Regions from separate parts of the Homo sapiens genome. Here region 1 is linked to region 2. A link is a loop called in an ENCODE intact Hi-C map of the cell type or tissue named here. Cell type or tissue: mammary epithelial cell. All regions are shown on one strand. Links, peaks and the distances in the headings refer to the core of each region. The heading gives the core; the rest is flanking DNA.

Region 1 (7,980 bases), core at 2,355-4,854, 110 kb before region 2:
GGTAAAACAAGTTTAAGGAGAAGGACCCAGCTCTTTACCAGCAGGCAATGCACAGAGAGATGGCTTTCTTCTCTGAGACACCCACCTGCAGATACCTAAACTCTCTATTACCCTAAGCCCATATCTTTCAGAGACCCAAGAAGCAGCAACTACTTTTAGTGTCAGTTGGAATGTGTAAATATTTAACTAAAATGATGAAGCTTGGAAAAGCCTGGTTTCTCTGCCATTCCTTTTAGTGTAAGGGAATTGGTGATTAGAATAAATAATCATTCTGAAAATAGCTCCATCTCATTTGTTCAAACAATTAAGCCCATCAAGGAAGTTAATTTATGAGAGAAATGACATACGTGTTGGCAAATTGTTCTGTTCATCTTGAGAGCCTTCATATTTTCTCATTCCCTATTTTATGTCTTCCTTTCTGTCTCTATTATTGTTTATGCTATCACTTCTCAGTGTCTTTTGGGAACTGTTGTTTCCTACAGCTAGTTTGTTTTTTTCCATTCCCAAATTCATGCACAGATCTATTTTGTCTACTTGCTTCCAAGGACATGTTTGCTATCTCCTCTCTCCCAATTTGGTAATGACCATCTGATTTCTTCTCTTCTGGCTTTGGTCTGCCACAGTCATTTTTTATAAAACATCCCTCATACATCTTGCATTCTGGTGTTGATAGGGCATAATTGGATAGATTCAGGTAAGTAAAACGGAAGCAAAGGACTCTGACACATGTAAAGAAAAGAAAATAATTGCTATTTTAAAAGCCAACTGTACTTTAAACTGCTGGGGTACGTGGAAAAAGAATTCTTTTTAGAAAGATATTTTCTCCTTTGCTTATGACAAACCCTTCTCTGGGCTTGTTTGATATGAAAACCAAAGTCTCCTATCTCTTGTCCTGTTCCCCACTGCCTTGATATATATGGCAGAAACTTAGATGGAAGCAGCACCTTTGAGCCTGGTAAGAGGTAGACAGGGATCTGGGGAATCCTGAGATTTGGAGAAGATGGAGGAACAAGATTACAGTAGGAAAAAAGGTGTAGGAAGACAGCAGTGAGTTGGAGCTGAAGGCAAGAAATTCGGGGAGATAATCCTGGAAGAAATTATGCAGAGAGCTTATAGAGAGTAAAATCCAAGGTTCAGTATATATATTTTTACCTCTTCTGCACTCTGCTGAAACTCTTTTCTGTAATCACTAAGCATCAATAGAAAACATGCTACATGCTGCCTTACATTGACGGTGTTTAGAGGACTAAAGAAAACGGGACAATGTCTAGTGTGGGGACCAAGAGATGAAAAAACAAAAACGTAGCCACAGGATGCATGCAGGTAAATGGGGTGATAGAAATCTAGTGAGAACAAAACTTCAGAGTTCAAGGTGGGCTGGTGAACTTGTGTCCCCTACCAAACACATGCCCTGCATAATCAATTCTTCACATTTAGGCAATAAAATTTAAAAACACAAACCTGATCAAGTCATCTCTTACTTATAGCCCTTGTGAGGGTTTCATGAAAAACTCCTTACAATGATATACATGTCCCTTTATGCTCTTACTCATCTCTACAACCTCATCTTGCTACAGACTTAGCCTCAGCATTTGTCCTTCATCTACACTGGCATCTGTTCATTCCTTCCAATATGCCACATTCCCCTTGCCACAGGACCATTGCACATGCTGCTCCATCTGCCTGAAACGTGTTCTCTACCCTCTGTGAAAAGTTGGCTTTTTATCTCAACTCAAGCATCCCTTCTTCAACGAAGCTTTCCTTGCCCTCCCTGACCAGCCAGTCTCTCAAAGAGCCCTGTGCACCTCTTCTTTAGTACATCTGTAGCAATTGCCATTGCTCAATGGTTTGTGTGGTCACTTGATTAATTTCTATCTCCTCCACTAATCACACAGCTCCATTCAATGGTTACATTAGGCCTGCATGAAAGTTTTATCCCAGGGCTTTGTTCAGTGCTAATCATATCATAGGCACTCAGTAAACATTTGCTGGAGAAAGGAGGAAGGGAAAGAAACAAGCAAGGAGGAAGGGAATGGAGAAAGAAGGAAGGGAGAAAGGAATAGAGGGAGATAATAAATAAATGCATTCATTAAAGGCCTCAACAGTCTTCTCTAAAAATATGCATTAGTGAACTTATAGTTTATTGTCTGGTTCTACTATAAAGACAAGCATTTGGAAGAGTGGATTTTTTTTTGTGGTTTTCAGAATGGACTAAGAGTTCTATTTCAAATGCTATAAAACCACTGAGGGAAAAGGAAGAACTTGTTAAAATTGGTAGTTAAGGAAATTCCTTACCTATTTAGTTAAGCTTTATTCTGTGATAATGATAATGAAGATGATGGTGATGAAGATGAGTATATAAAATTTCTTTTGATTACCCTTCCTAAACTCTTTTATGTGTATGTATATATTTTCTGTGTGTATCTGTGTATATGAAGAAAGGAGAACTTTTCCACTAGCCATAATCATTTAGCACCAACCTAAAAACCTTGTGAAGAAGAAGAAATTCTCGGTCAATCTGACAGTTGTTTCTGCTTAGCAAAGAGAATGATTTGTCAAGAACAAGGACCATACATGAATAATGATCTAATAATTTTACTTTCTTTTCCAAGTTGCATTTTGGCAAAACAAGCTCTTCCTCTAGGGTGTTAGTTGGCTGTTATTAAAGTATTTTATCCCCAGGTACTACCCTATGGCATTGGAGTTTGAATTAGGACTGTTTGCCAGGTTAGAATTCCTAACCTGACTTTACCACTTAGCAGCTATGTGACCCAAGCTATTTAACCTGTTTGAAACTCAGTTCTCCAGTCTTTAAAATGAATATAATAAGTTCATGTCAGGGGGCTGTGATGAGTGCTATGTGAAATGATATATAGAAAACCAGGTGCAGAGTGGATGCTTAAAAGTTGCTCCCTTTTTCCTGTCTGAATTCTATTTTCTGAACATGTTTTCTTCCTTCATAGCTTCTGCAAGAAGTGAGTTGGTTCTTTAATTATTATTCCACGGTGCAGGTGAGTTGCCTTTTGTACCATGAAAGGGAAAAAATAACGTTAGTAGTCTTTCTTAATTGACCCTCCTGAGACAGATCAAATGCCAGCTTCAAATAGGAGCAGCTTCAAATACAAGGGGCTGAAGTTAGATATTAAATTCTTATGAATACAGAGAAAGGAGAATTCTCTGTGACCCAAGGCAACTTTTGGTGAGCGGTGTAATGCAGCATCTCTGAAAATAACTGCATCATTTTGGTTCCTGTCTAGCTAAGAAAAAGGGAACACAGAGCTTCTCTGACTTCTCCCTCCCTCCAGTCATACCTTCTTCCTCTCCTTTCTGGAAGCTGCCAGAGAGGGCTCCCTAGTACTGGTCAGAATATGTAGAGAAACTGTCTTTCTTCTTTTCCTGCTTTCACTCTTCCTCCAAGATTATTCCCGCAGAGACCTCTCAGAGAGACTCTTCTCTTATTTGCCAAGCTGTGTCTAACCCGTATGAAATAGTTTAATGCCACTTTGTGGCCCATTTCATTTATGTTTCTCCTCTCATTCAGAAGCACCATAATTCTCCAAATTGAATTTTAAATGAGACCCTGTTCATTGACCACAGGGACAGTCAATATATGCATAAACTGAATCAAACCACTTTTCTCAAGTAATTTGTCTTCACTCTAGCCTGCAATTGTCTTTTAAAGCTGGGTAACAGTCTTAATTCAGACTTCAACTTGATAGTGCCTGGGGATTAAATAACTTAATGGTCAACCAGAGAAGTTTATTTTGTAAAAGTAAAATGAGGAATGGAGATGGAGTCATTATATTATTGTCCACTAGTGGTCAGGAGAGGAGTTGCTTGGGTCAGTTCTGGATGGCATGGGCAACTTCTTGAAGGTTAGACATGAGATCTCTGCAAAAAACTTGCATATTTCATTCTCTGCTCTAAGAACCTGTTGAGTTAGTGAACATTATTACCCCTATCTATTTTATAGATGAACTCTGAACAGAGGTCAGAGAGATTAAATAATGTGATATTATTTATAGTTATTAAGTGATAGAGACACAATTTTAATAAGAGCTGTCTTTCCCTAGAGCCCAAGATTCTATCTGACCATTATATTATACTGTGAGGTAGCATTTCTTAAAAGTATTCATTTGTGGAGACTTAAATAAAATGATAGCTAACAGTACCAGGTGATTTGGGATAAATATAAAACAGGCAGAGCAATTCATAAACCCTGAGGGTATCTCTGATGAGGCTCCGTTCAGATGACAACCTACGGCACCAGACTCTGGGGCCTTGTCTAAAGGTCACTAGGATAATTAAAGTCTGTCTCCGATTTCGATTTGCCATACCAGTGAAGGCTGATTAAACTGCAAATCAAATAAAAACCTTAGAGCCCACTCATACTTTTGTCCCAACATCAAAAGTGTTCTTTTCACTCTATTTACCAAAAGAGTTCCTTAACACGGAAGCTTCCAGAACTTGTCTTATAGAAGTTTCTGGTCATCAGGGAAGACTTTAAGATGGCATATTTGGAACGTCATAAAAAGTCTTCAGTTGTTTCTCCTTCTACTTTCAAAATTTCATTCATTCATGCATTTAACATCTCTTTATTGATTGATTACTATATATAGACACCATATATGCAGCCCTCCTCACTTGGCCTGATCATTATTCTGGTCACCATCTATTCTGTAGTAGACCCTAATACCTCTCTAAAATTGGCCAGGACATCTGCCACTAACTCCTTCCACATTTTGCAGAAAAGTAGATACTATAATTCAAAGATAGACCAGTTACTGAAGTTTCTTAGTGCACACATCTTTAAAATAGAGGCAGATACAAAGAAGTAGCTTGGACTTGATAGAATATCAGATGTCTTCTATTTCTAAGGTTCTTTAATTCAACAGCTCTGGTTTTAGCTACACTCAGCAAAGTTATCTCATGATTTCATTCAGGTTTGAGAGCCTTAGGGTTTTCATTTGTAAAATAAACAGCCTGGATACATTTTTTTTCCAGTACTATGATTTATCCAAGCTCCTGCTCTACTTTGCCCCAAAGTACCTCCATGAGGTAGCTGCATCTCCCAAATCCCCACTGATTTTGAGAAAGGCACACTTTTTCTCATTGGAGGATGCAGTAGCTTAGGAGAATTAGGAGTCTGGGATAAGCATTTGACCTGCCTCTCTTTTCCTTCATGGGAGGCAGTGCTGGGTGGATGGGGAGGCAGGAGACAAGGTGGTGAGGAGCATGAGTCCCAGCTGCAGACCATTCTGGACTGAATCATGACATCTTTCTTGATGTATGACCTGAGGCAAGTTATTTAACCTCAGTTTCTTCATCAGAAAATGAAGCTAATAGTAAGCTTTACATGAGATGAGGACAACTAGAGGCAACAACACTTGGAATAGAGCCCAGATCATAGGGAGCAGACAATAGACAACAGCTAATAGCTCTTTCTGTTTTGAGACGGAGTCTCACTCTGTTACCAGGCTGGAGTCCTGTGGTGTGATCTCTGCTCACTATTACCTCCGCCTCCTGGGTTCAAGTGATTCTCCTGCCTCAGCCTCCTGAATAGCTGGGACTACAGGCACGTGCCACCAAGCCCAGCTAATTTTTGTATTTTTAGTAGAGACGGGGTTTCACCATGTTGCCCAGGATTGTCTTGATCTCTTGACTTCGTGATCCACCTGCCTTGGCCTCCCAAAGTGCTGGGATTACAGGCATGAACCACCACTCCCGGCCAGCTCTTTGTCAATCAAGCAAGCAGTCAGTCAACTACTGTCTCCATGTTTGGGAACCTGTGAATCTAAGGAAGAACCTACAGTTAGGGCTTCACTGGGGATGCTGGGTCCAAGCAGAGGCAGCTGGAGGGCTTGTGGAGGGGATTAAGACAGGGCTTAGGCTGTGGCTTCTGCTTCAAGCCAGTGGGAAGAATAAGAGTATATGACCCTGTTTCCAGAATAGAAAGATAATTCTTTTGTCTCCCTTTCTGTATTTATTCAAGCAATTCAACATATTGCTTCCCTTTTTGTTCCCATTCTCTTCCTCCTCCCTCATGCTTCTGTCTTTTAATTCCTCCTTCCCATCCTTTCTTCTTTTTTCTCTCCTGTAGTAAATTTGATGTAAATTCTAGCCTTGGAGTAAGAAAACACCTGGGCATGGTGGAGGAGGTGAAGGGTATATGGGAGTTAAATGCTAGGCAGAGGCAGAGTCTATTTTGGCCTTCTTTCCTTTTGACCTCAAGCCGTGCATCTCTCATTGCTGGGAAAAGGCCAAATAGGCTTGTGACTTATTGATCAAGAATGGAAGAAAGATCATGTTGGCAGGAGGTGGGCTGCACTGCATCCAAATGAGCAGGGCCTCACTATGGAAGGCCTGAAAGGAAAACTTAAGTTATTCCAATGGAAGCTGCAGGGGAGGCTCGAGCTCTAGAACTGAGAAGAGGGAGAACCACTCTGTGGTCAGCCCCAGCCTGAAGGGAAGTTACAACATCCAGCTTCCTTCTGTTCCAGGTTGGTAGTGGATGGGACACCTGGCTGGGGTGGGGAAAGGAATCGTGTTATCTCAAGAGCTGAAGTGGGGAAGGCTTCAGAGAGAGCTTAGAGGCTTGCCTGTCAAGAGATGCACTGGGATTCGCAAACTTTGTCTCTGCCTGTTGCGGTTTCTAGTGAAAAAAACAAAATGTAGCTTCATCAACTAATCTCCAACCTTGCTCCCAATCAATATCCAGGTTCAGACAGACATTAAAATAAGCACTTCCATTGTGTATTGAGAGCAGCTATTTAATAGAATAGCTGTGCCCGATGACAGGGACAGAAATAGGGAGAAAGCTATGATTACTAGGCAGTGTGAGCATCTTGTGTTAATCTGTTCCCATTTCATCCTCCTGCATGTTATCTCTTTGATTCTCAAAACAACCGTGGGTTGACAGAGCATTGGCTAATAGGAAGACAAATATACATACACAATACATACACAAATACATAGTCACAATATGACAAAACTATACCCCACGGGAAACAGACTTTACAGTTCCATAGATGTCAGAAGTGACCTTAGGCATCCTCCACAATTTCTCAGTCAAAGCAGGATGTTTTCTGCAATAACCTGGGTGAGTGAGCATCCCACCCTTTCCTAAATGTCCCTATTAACAAGAATCCCACTGGGATTTTTTTGTGTGTGTGTGTGTGGTGGTTGTTGCAGCCCATTTTATTGTCAGTAGCTCTAGAGAAGTCAACCATACCACTGGGTTCCTGCTTTTCAATATTTCCAGGCAAAGTGGTGATGGGAGAAATCAACCATTTATCCTTTTATCATTACTAATCCCATTTAGTTTAGATCTTGAGTGTCTAATTCCAACAGCCATGTTTCTCCTGAATCCCTCCCTCAACTTTCTTACTTTTCTGCAATGTCACCACTGTCACCACCATTGACTCCAGCTTCAGATTGGTGGGACTTGTTCCAGAAGAATGGCTGTACCTTGAGTATTGCTGCTGTCTTCCTTAGAGCTACCATTCTGCTGAATGACACAATTATTTCTGTGACAGTTAATGGTGTTTTTCCTCCATAATCATTCTTTACTCCACAAAAGATACCTTGTTTTTCTGCTTTATAACTTTCTATAGGAATTTATTCTGTGTTTCCAGGGAAGGGATTGGAGGTATTCTGGTGAGGTGAGGGGTAACATCTTAGGTTGGATACTCAGATTTTGTTACCTATACCACAACTGTGTATCAGGACAAGGCACATTGTTCTTAGTGTGTCCACCCTCCTGGGCTGGCTTTGCCTTCTCAGAGCTCCTTAATTCACTTGTAGGAGTTGAATGAGTCTTCATCTCTTCTTTAGCCAAAGATCTTTTAGTTCATAGTGCCAAGTATGTTCATCCATTTTTGGTCCCTTTAAATGGTCTTACTCTATACAAACAGAAGAGAAGAAAGAAAAAGCTGAGAAAGTTAGCCCACCAGAGTAATTGTTCGGATTTCCCCATTCTAA
Region 2 (7,980 bases), core at 2,298-4,797:
GAGTCTTTCCAAAATTTCTAGTGTATTTGTTTGCCCTTGAAACTTTCAGTGAATAATAAATATCATCCTAGAATATAACCAATAAACATGTAAATTTTCCACTGGGCAAAAAGAATGTAATTTCCCTAACTATGAGAGGCACGTTTTTGATTAAATGATCTTTGGTTCCTAGGATCTAAAATATAAGAATGGATAAAGTCAGGGTGGGCCTCTTATGCTGGGACCTTGGAGCACTAAGCATTATGCAGAACTCTGTTCCCCCTTTCTCTTTCCTCCCTTCTTTCTCATCTTCACTATTGCTTTTCTCCCAGACAGATACAGATGGAGGCAGTAGCATGGTAACACCTCAAAATCAAGCATCCAGCAGCTGAATCCGAAAAACACAAGGAACAAGGTAAGATGCCAAAAGAAAAGGACCCAAAACAGAGTTCGTGTTTTCCAAAGGTTTTCAATTATATCCTTATCAGTCTCTGCAACTTCATTTGCTGTCCCCATTAGTTAGTTCCCTATTGGCTATGTTTGCAAGGTCATCATTTCTTAACATTATTTAAAAGACTTTAAAAGACTTTAACTATGTAATCTCTTTGCCTCTGGAGGTAACAATCCTAGTTTGTGTTATAAAGAGCATTGCATTTTGTTTTCCCTACAGCATTTTTAGATCCCTTATCTCATTAGGCCTTCATGACCCTTTGCAGCATATAGGACAGGAAATTTTGTTTCAGGTTACAAAATGAGACTTGGAGAAGCAGAGTGACTTACATGAGGCCAGAGATAATAAGGGCCTCAGCTCCTGTTTGCATCTGTAAACACACCTTATATCTTAAGGACACTCAAGGGGATTCTCAGAAAGCTCCTTAAAGTGATATGTTCAGAAAAGCATCCACGTAATCATGGTTCCATAGATTGGTCTGGGTTTCTGTATCTGGGACTGGAAAGGTCTGAGAATCTCTGGCTAAAATATGGTCACATTGCATTTGCTCTGCATTTTCCTAACTGGGCAACATGTAGGTAATAACTGCATCTGGAAGCATCCCCCAGATGAAATTGCAGCAGCTTGGGGGATGATTTATTGTCATTGTGACAGTCCTGTCTGATGGTCCCCAGAACCCCAGGAAGGAGTGTTTAGGCCACTGTAGCAAAAAACACTGGCACCCAGGAAAAGTCAGAAATTTCCCTCACTGTTTTAGATTTTCTCACTGCCTAACATACCGTGGAATAATTTTAGCATTCAATATCTGTCTTCAATGAAGGGATGTTATTCAAGAGTTGCTCTGAATGTTATAGAGGGAGCTATGATAATTGAGCACATACAGGTATCAAGTATTCAGCTTGATGCTTTAAATACATAATTTTATTTAATATTAGTAAAATTATAAGAAGTTGTGTTTGCCTACAATTTATAATATGAAAATTGAACTAAGGAGGTGACCATTTAGTATAAGTCAATCAAGTTTAAGATTAGCAAGGACAAAATTCTATTATAATCTGTTGCCTAAAATACAAGTTCTTCTCTCAACCAATAATGGTTTATTAAACAAACGGCTCTTAAATCTAACTATGTATCTATATATTGAATTTCCTGCCATTTTTTCTATGAAGCATCCTTTATTTTCCTACTTCAGCTTCATAGCCAGCATTATATTTTCACAGCTCCAAACTTTATTGCTACCAATCACATCACCATTCTTTCTCTACATTAGCATTTCTTAATGTTTGAGCTTTAAGCCTATGAGTCAATATAAGAATCCATATTTCTCCATGTATTTTCTCCATCAGTGGACCCTATTGTTGGAATAGTTTCATATTGGGTTCTGCAAAAATGTAACATTTCACTATCGACTTTTGAGGTTATAATACTGTAAACCACATCTCTAGATAGTTATGATAATTAAAACTTTGGTTGATTCGACTCCTATTATGTGTTTTCTAACATTATGTGATGTAATATTTGCAACAAGCCTACATGTTAAGCAGTATTATTCACAATTTACAGGGGGTAATCTCAAATTCAGAGGAGTTAAACAATCAGTCAAAGTTGCATAGATAGTAAATGATAAGGCTTCCATCTGAACACAATTCTGGTCAACTTTGACATCCATTGTTGTTCAGTGCTAACTTCAGGTCTTAGAATCATGCAATGTTTTCATGCAAGGGTGTGTCAGGATCTTCTTTGTTTTATAAATATTAAGTTCTGATATAGATCCAAGCTACAGACAGAACTTTAGCTCAGAGGTTTAAAAATCCCAGAAAATATGTCATGAAACTCAAAATTTTAATAATATTAAAATATTTTAGTAAGGTAATTCTATTTTTCATCAGAAGCAAGAGATAGTACAAGAGTAGCTGATGCAAAATCACACTGCCAGCAAAAACAATTCTAACTCTTTCTAGATAAGCCCCTGCAATCAATATGTTATTAAGCCAGAAAAAATATCTAGCAATGCAGGGAATATAAGTTTACATTAATGGCCAGGGTCTTGGTCCAGCCTGCTTACACTCAAAATTTATCTTGGATACATTGAATGAATGCTTACTATGAGAAAATTGGCTGTTGAGAACAGGAATCTGCCTCAAAATGTTAAGATCTATTTATAAGCTTAGCTAACATTCAGGTATTTCAAGACAAGCATAAACTATAAATCCTGGATTATATACATGTGGTAGAGACAAGAAAAAGTGTGAAAGATGAAGCAAGCTTTTGATTATACAGGGACAAAAATTACTCCATGATAGAGTTGGAAAGGACATTAGAGATAAGTGAGTCTGACCTTTTATCATATTTTATACAGTATAATAGTAATACATTCTTAGGAAAGAAAACAAAAAAACTGAAAAGAAAACCAGGAAAAATAACTCACCTCTAGTCCTAACACTCAAACACAAACACAATATACTGTGCAGTATTTTTGTTTTTTCTTTCTATGAAAAACTATTTTAACACAGTTTAAACCACATTGTATATAGTTTTATGTATATAATTGTATAACTATATATAATTTGTACATTATGTTTTACTCAATATTATATCATGAACATTATTCTATGGGATTATATAGTATTTCAAATGATAGGCCAAGTGAGATGTCTCATGTATGTAATCCTAGCACTTCAGGAGGCTGAGACAGGAGGATTGCTTGAATCCAGCTGTTCAAGCCAGCCTGGGAAACATAGCAAGGCCTTGTATCTACCAAAAAAATAAAAATAAAGTTAGCCAGGCTTCATGGCACATGCCTGTAGTCCCAGCTACAAGGAAGGTTGAGGTGGGAAGATTGCTTGAGCCCAGGAGTTCAAGATTTCAGTGAGCCATGATTGTACCACTGTACTCCAGCCTGAGTAACAGAGTGAGACTCTCTCAAAAAATAATATTAATAATCATTTTAATGTCTAAGTAGTATTCTACTTGGTGAAAAGATCATAGTTTGCTTAGCTAATCTCTTAGAATTGGACATTTTTACTATTTCCCATTTGGGACCATCATATAAAATTCTATAACAATCATTTTCAAAATAAAGCTTTTAGTTTCTTCACGTTAATTTTTAAAACTAGGTTCCCAAATGTGTAATTACTAGGTAAATATATACATATGTTCAAATTGCTTTTCAAATTGTTCTATTACTAGTAATGAAAAGAAAGTCTCATTGTCCACACTTTCACTAGTATTACAGAATACAAACACCCATACACCTACACATGCTGTTGTGGGAATCAGAGGACTGGAGAGACCAAATGGGTGAAATAAAAGGATTTATCGAGGGCACTCAGGCCCAGAAGATTCACATCCAAAAAACTGAGCCCTGAACAAAGACAGGGCTTGATTTTTATACATGCAACCAAGGGATTGGCCATCTAGTGGCATGAAATGTACAGGGCAGGCAAGCAGGCTTACAGAAACAGAACAAAGGTGTGAATCATACAGTGACAGATTGTGCAATTCGAGGAAAAACAGGAACTTATCAAGCTAAGGCAGGGTTTACAGCTGGTAAATGTCTTACTCAAGCATGTCTTGTGACCTTGTTATTTTACACAGAAGAGAAACAGGAATCTGTAAAACTTTGTGAAGTAACCTTGAGTTTCACTAAGAAAGGATTTACAAAAAGGGAGTGGGGAGCTGGGAGAGGAGAAAAACCTGTTTTCTCATCCTTGCCCATAACTGGGAGGAGAGGGGGCTCTGGAGCACATTCCTTGAGGGCTCTGGTTTTGCAGATAATGTTATTAAATCCTTTTCAGAGCTCGGCTGCCTATCTCTAGGTCTTGGAGTGAGTCAGCCTAGCAAGAGAAGACTTGTTCCTTTCTTTTACTTGTTTTTTCTTTTTACATTTTCTGCTTCATTCCCCCCTTTGATGCTTCTTATAAATGAAGTTTAATAGAAAGCATCATCATCTTTAAAATTTATCCTTTCATGAGGCGCTAGTTTCCTATTAAGCAGGGGTTGATATTTAGTTAGAACCATTAGTTGGGTAGTAGTTTGCCTGGTTACAAGAATCTCAATAGCTGACTGCATGTTCCTAACAAGGAGGGGCAAAAGACAAGGAAGTATGAGGCAGCCCCCTAGTATGGCCAGAACTATTCCTACTAAGGTTTTAAATCCTTCAAGAGATGAAAACCAGCCTCCAAAGAGTGAATCTGGAGACCATCATTTCCAAGTCTGCACTGGGACATGGGCTAATTTCTGGATTCTGGCAGAATCCAAAATTGTTTGACAACATTTCTGTTGTCATCAATCTCTAGACAGCAATTAGTTAGGTTGAACTTTCCACATACTTCTCCTTCTTGAGCTAGGAGGTAGTTGATGGCCAGTCTATTTTGGTAGATGGCATTTCTCATTTGTGTAGCTTGCCAGGCTAGCTGATTTAAGACCCTTGCAGCATCATTAGTAATTAGCTCAAGTACTGCCTGTAACCTTATGATGTGGTTGAGCATATATATAGGGGTGCAGTATCCCCATGTTCCATATTCTGCCCAGGTGGCTGGGCCATAGTATTGGATTATTCTTTCAGGGGGCAATTCATTGTCTTTCCACTTCCCTATGGTTATGCCGTCTCCTGTGGTTATGCCCCTCTTGCTTTTCCTTTTAGTTACATCATAGATGGGGTACCGTAAGACTTCCCCTTGCCTTAGCAGGATTAGAAAGAAAGAGGGCCTAATTGTTCCAAGTACACAGGCCCCTGACCATTTAGCTGGCAGTTGTCAATATGCCTGTGGCCCACAGTTCCAGTAGAGGCCAGAGGGTGCCTGCCAGGTATTGGAGCTTCAAGCTGGTACCAGGAGTGGTTTAAAGAAGGGAAACGGGAGAATGGGCCTGGGTGCGGTGATTTGGAGTCATTCTTTTTGCATCTCCATAAAGTTTTTCCTAGTATCTCATTGTAATATTGCTGTCCTAGGCAAGTTAATTCTCCTACTGGGTCTGTAAAGGCTTTTCCCCAGTGCACAATGCAGAATCTCTTGATAAGAGAGGTTTTTAAGAGCCAGGTGCTCAAGCTTGTGAGTGTTGGTTCGGGGGAGGGGATGGTCAGAGTAAAGTTACTTTGAGGCATTAGCTCCTTTTCCTCCCATGGTGACTGGTCCCCATGTTTGTTCCCCCACAGACGTAACATGAAGAGATGGGCAAGCTGCTGGTTATGCTTTCTGCCAGTTGGGTGAATAGTTTTTTGGCTATGGGAGGGGGTTCAGGCAATTTCTGGTTGACCTGCTTATAGAATGACTTGAAAACTCAGAATTGTTGGGTTGAACAGGCCCGAGCTTTCTTTATAATACATAGAAAATTATTTTTTAAGATAGTTTTTCCCCTTGGATTCTTGGTTAAATAGTAATGTCCTATTGGTGCTCCTATTCCTGTAGTCCATATTTGTAAATTTGGCTTCAGGATTTTGAAATTTACAAGATTGCAAGCATTTGTTTTACAGTTTAGGTCTGCTTGGATGTGGGTAAACATGACCTGCTTTTGTTTAGTGGCCAATGTTGCACAGTCCCAAGTGGAGCAAGCAGGGGTGTTCTTAATTTATACCACAGGTTGCTACAGGGCAATGAAGTCTTTAAATGTTGCCTGGCAGATATTAAAGTACAGATATAGTGACATACATAAGGCTAGTTATTCCCTGGGTCACAGATTGAGTAGGTGGTCTGATTGTGAGTACAGGTTCCTAGGTGGGTTCCAGTACACTCATAATGAGTATGGTACAATAGAGTTCTCGTTATAGCGCTCCCTGACCGTGTAGTATGAGTACATTGGGGGCATCCTTCAAATCCTTCCAAGAGTTCTCCTTTTAACATAGATAAGGGGATTAGTAAGAACAAGGTAAAGAGTGACATACTTATACCCAGCAGGGACAGAAAAGGCTTTCTCCTGGTGGAGGAGGCTGACTAAAGTGGCAGAACAATAGAAAAACAACTAGTATTACAAGGAAAACTATTAGACCTAAGATTTCTAACAACATGACTTTACTCCAGCTTCAGCTGTGCATAGGCTAGTCAGCTCCTGGGGTGACTAGAGCAGGGCAGTTGTCACCTCAAGCTTCAGCTGTGTGTAGATTGGTCAGCTTCCAGAAGGACCAGAGCAAGGCAGTTGCTAGCTCCATTGGCAACCTGGTCTCACCGTAGGATCAGCCGAGTGGGATGGTCTGGTTCCTGTTGGCTGGTCCACTAGTTCTGGGCTGCTGGTTTCAGCTGACTATGGTGGATCCAAGGTAAAATTCCTCCAACTTTAACAGCTGTGGGAGTGGACAAGATTACAGTATGGGGCCCATCCTATATGGGTCCCAAAGTGGTTGGATTCCATTTTTTAACCCAAACTGAATCCCTGGGTTTAAAGGGGTGTGTTGGGTCTGTCAGGCTTATGGGCATTCTTTCCCATACCCAGCCATGAATTTCTTGCATGGCTATTCCTAAAGCCTTCATTTGCCTTCTCAAGGATAATTTCCCTAGTTCACGGAGATCACAATTAATTTGACCTATGATTGGGGGTGGCTGGCCAAACAAGATCTCATAGAGTGCTTGACTCGGAGGTGCACCTGACTCGGAGAAGAACCATGGGAAGGACCTGATCCCATCTCAGATGGGTTTCTTGGCAATATTTTTTCAGTAGCTTTTGGAGTGTCTGGTTCATGCGTTCTACTTTTCTTGAGCTTTGTGGCTGGTAGGCTGTGTGTAATTTCCATTTTATTTTTAACAGTCATATTAGTTCTTGAACTATTTCAGCTACAAATACAGGCCCATTGTCTGACCCCAGAATCAGGGGCAGTCCAAATCTAGAGATAATGTCCCTTATTAGCACTTTTGTTACTTCTCGTGCTTTCTCTGTTCTGGTGGGGAAAGCCTCAACACATCCTGAAATGGTGAAGATTAGTACTAACATATACCAATAGCCCCCTGCTCGAGGCAGCTCAGTAAAGTCCATGACTAGGTTTTCACAGGGTGTGGCTCCCATTTCTTGAATTCCCGGGGGCTGAGTGGGCCCTTGCCATGGGTTATTCTGGACACAGATTAGACATTGTTCACAAACAGCTTGAGGGATGGTAGTGAGCCGTGGCATATAGAAATGATGTTCCAGTAGTGTTTCTAGTGCCGTTTTTCCTATATGAGTTCCTTGATGGAATTGCTTCACAAATCTAGGGGCCACTGTTTCAGGGATGGCTAGCCTCCTATTGGAGAATTTCCACCATCCTCCTTTAATGTAACTTCCAGTATCTTTGGCAAACCAGGCCCTTTCATTTGGAGAATAATTTGGGACCTCTAGAAGCGGAGGCTCTGGGAGGAGAGGTAAAGCTATGGCTTCCTCTTCACAATGTAGGGTAGCCATTGCTACCTCTCTGTCCACTTTTCTGTTTCCTTTGGCCTCTAGTGTTCCTGCTCTTTGGTGCCCCTTGCAAAGTATAACTGCCACTTTCTTTGGGGCCAATACTACATTTAAAAGCTGTAGAATTTTTTCTTTATATTTTATTTCTTTACCCTCAGCAGTTGTGAGTCCTCTTTATTTATATATAG

Evidence for each region. Peaks named below come from ENCODE experiments on the same cell type or tissue, not always from the same donor. Only the 100,000 strongest peaks of a DNase experiment are listed, where the experiment ranks them.
Region 1: a loop joins it to region 2, with 4 times the contacts of the local background. A loop is called at or near these places in 5 of 110 quality-filtered maps.

What each region holds. Positions count from the first base shown.
Region 1 is chr11:29,630,285-29,638,264 of GRCh38, reverse strand. LINC02546 (long intergenic non-protein coding RNA 2546) reads right to left here. Exons shown (of 4, transcript NR_149107.1): 4 at 7,589-7,901. Among named protein-coding and RNA genes, the nearest start is that of LINC02546, 40 kb to the right of the region's middle. In mammary epithelial cell, for the core only: a CTCF peak has its summit at 3,832; no DNase peak of the experiment used is centred there.
Region 2 is chr11:29,523,702-29,531,681 of GRCh38, reverse strand. LINC02755 (long intergenic non-protein coding RNA 2755) reads left to right here. Exons shown (of 4, transcript NR_183754.1): 2 at 312-394. Among named protein-coding and RNA genes, the nearest start is that of LINC02755, 67 kb to the left of the region's middle. In mammary epithelial cell, for the core only: a CTCF peak has its summit at 3,857; a DNase peak (open chromatin) is centred at 3,911; H3K27ac peaks cover 311 bases.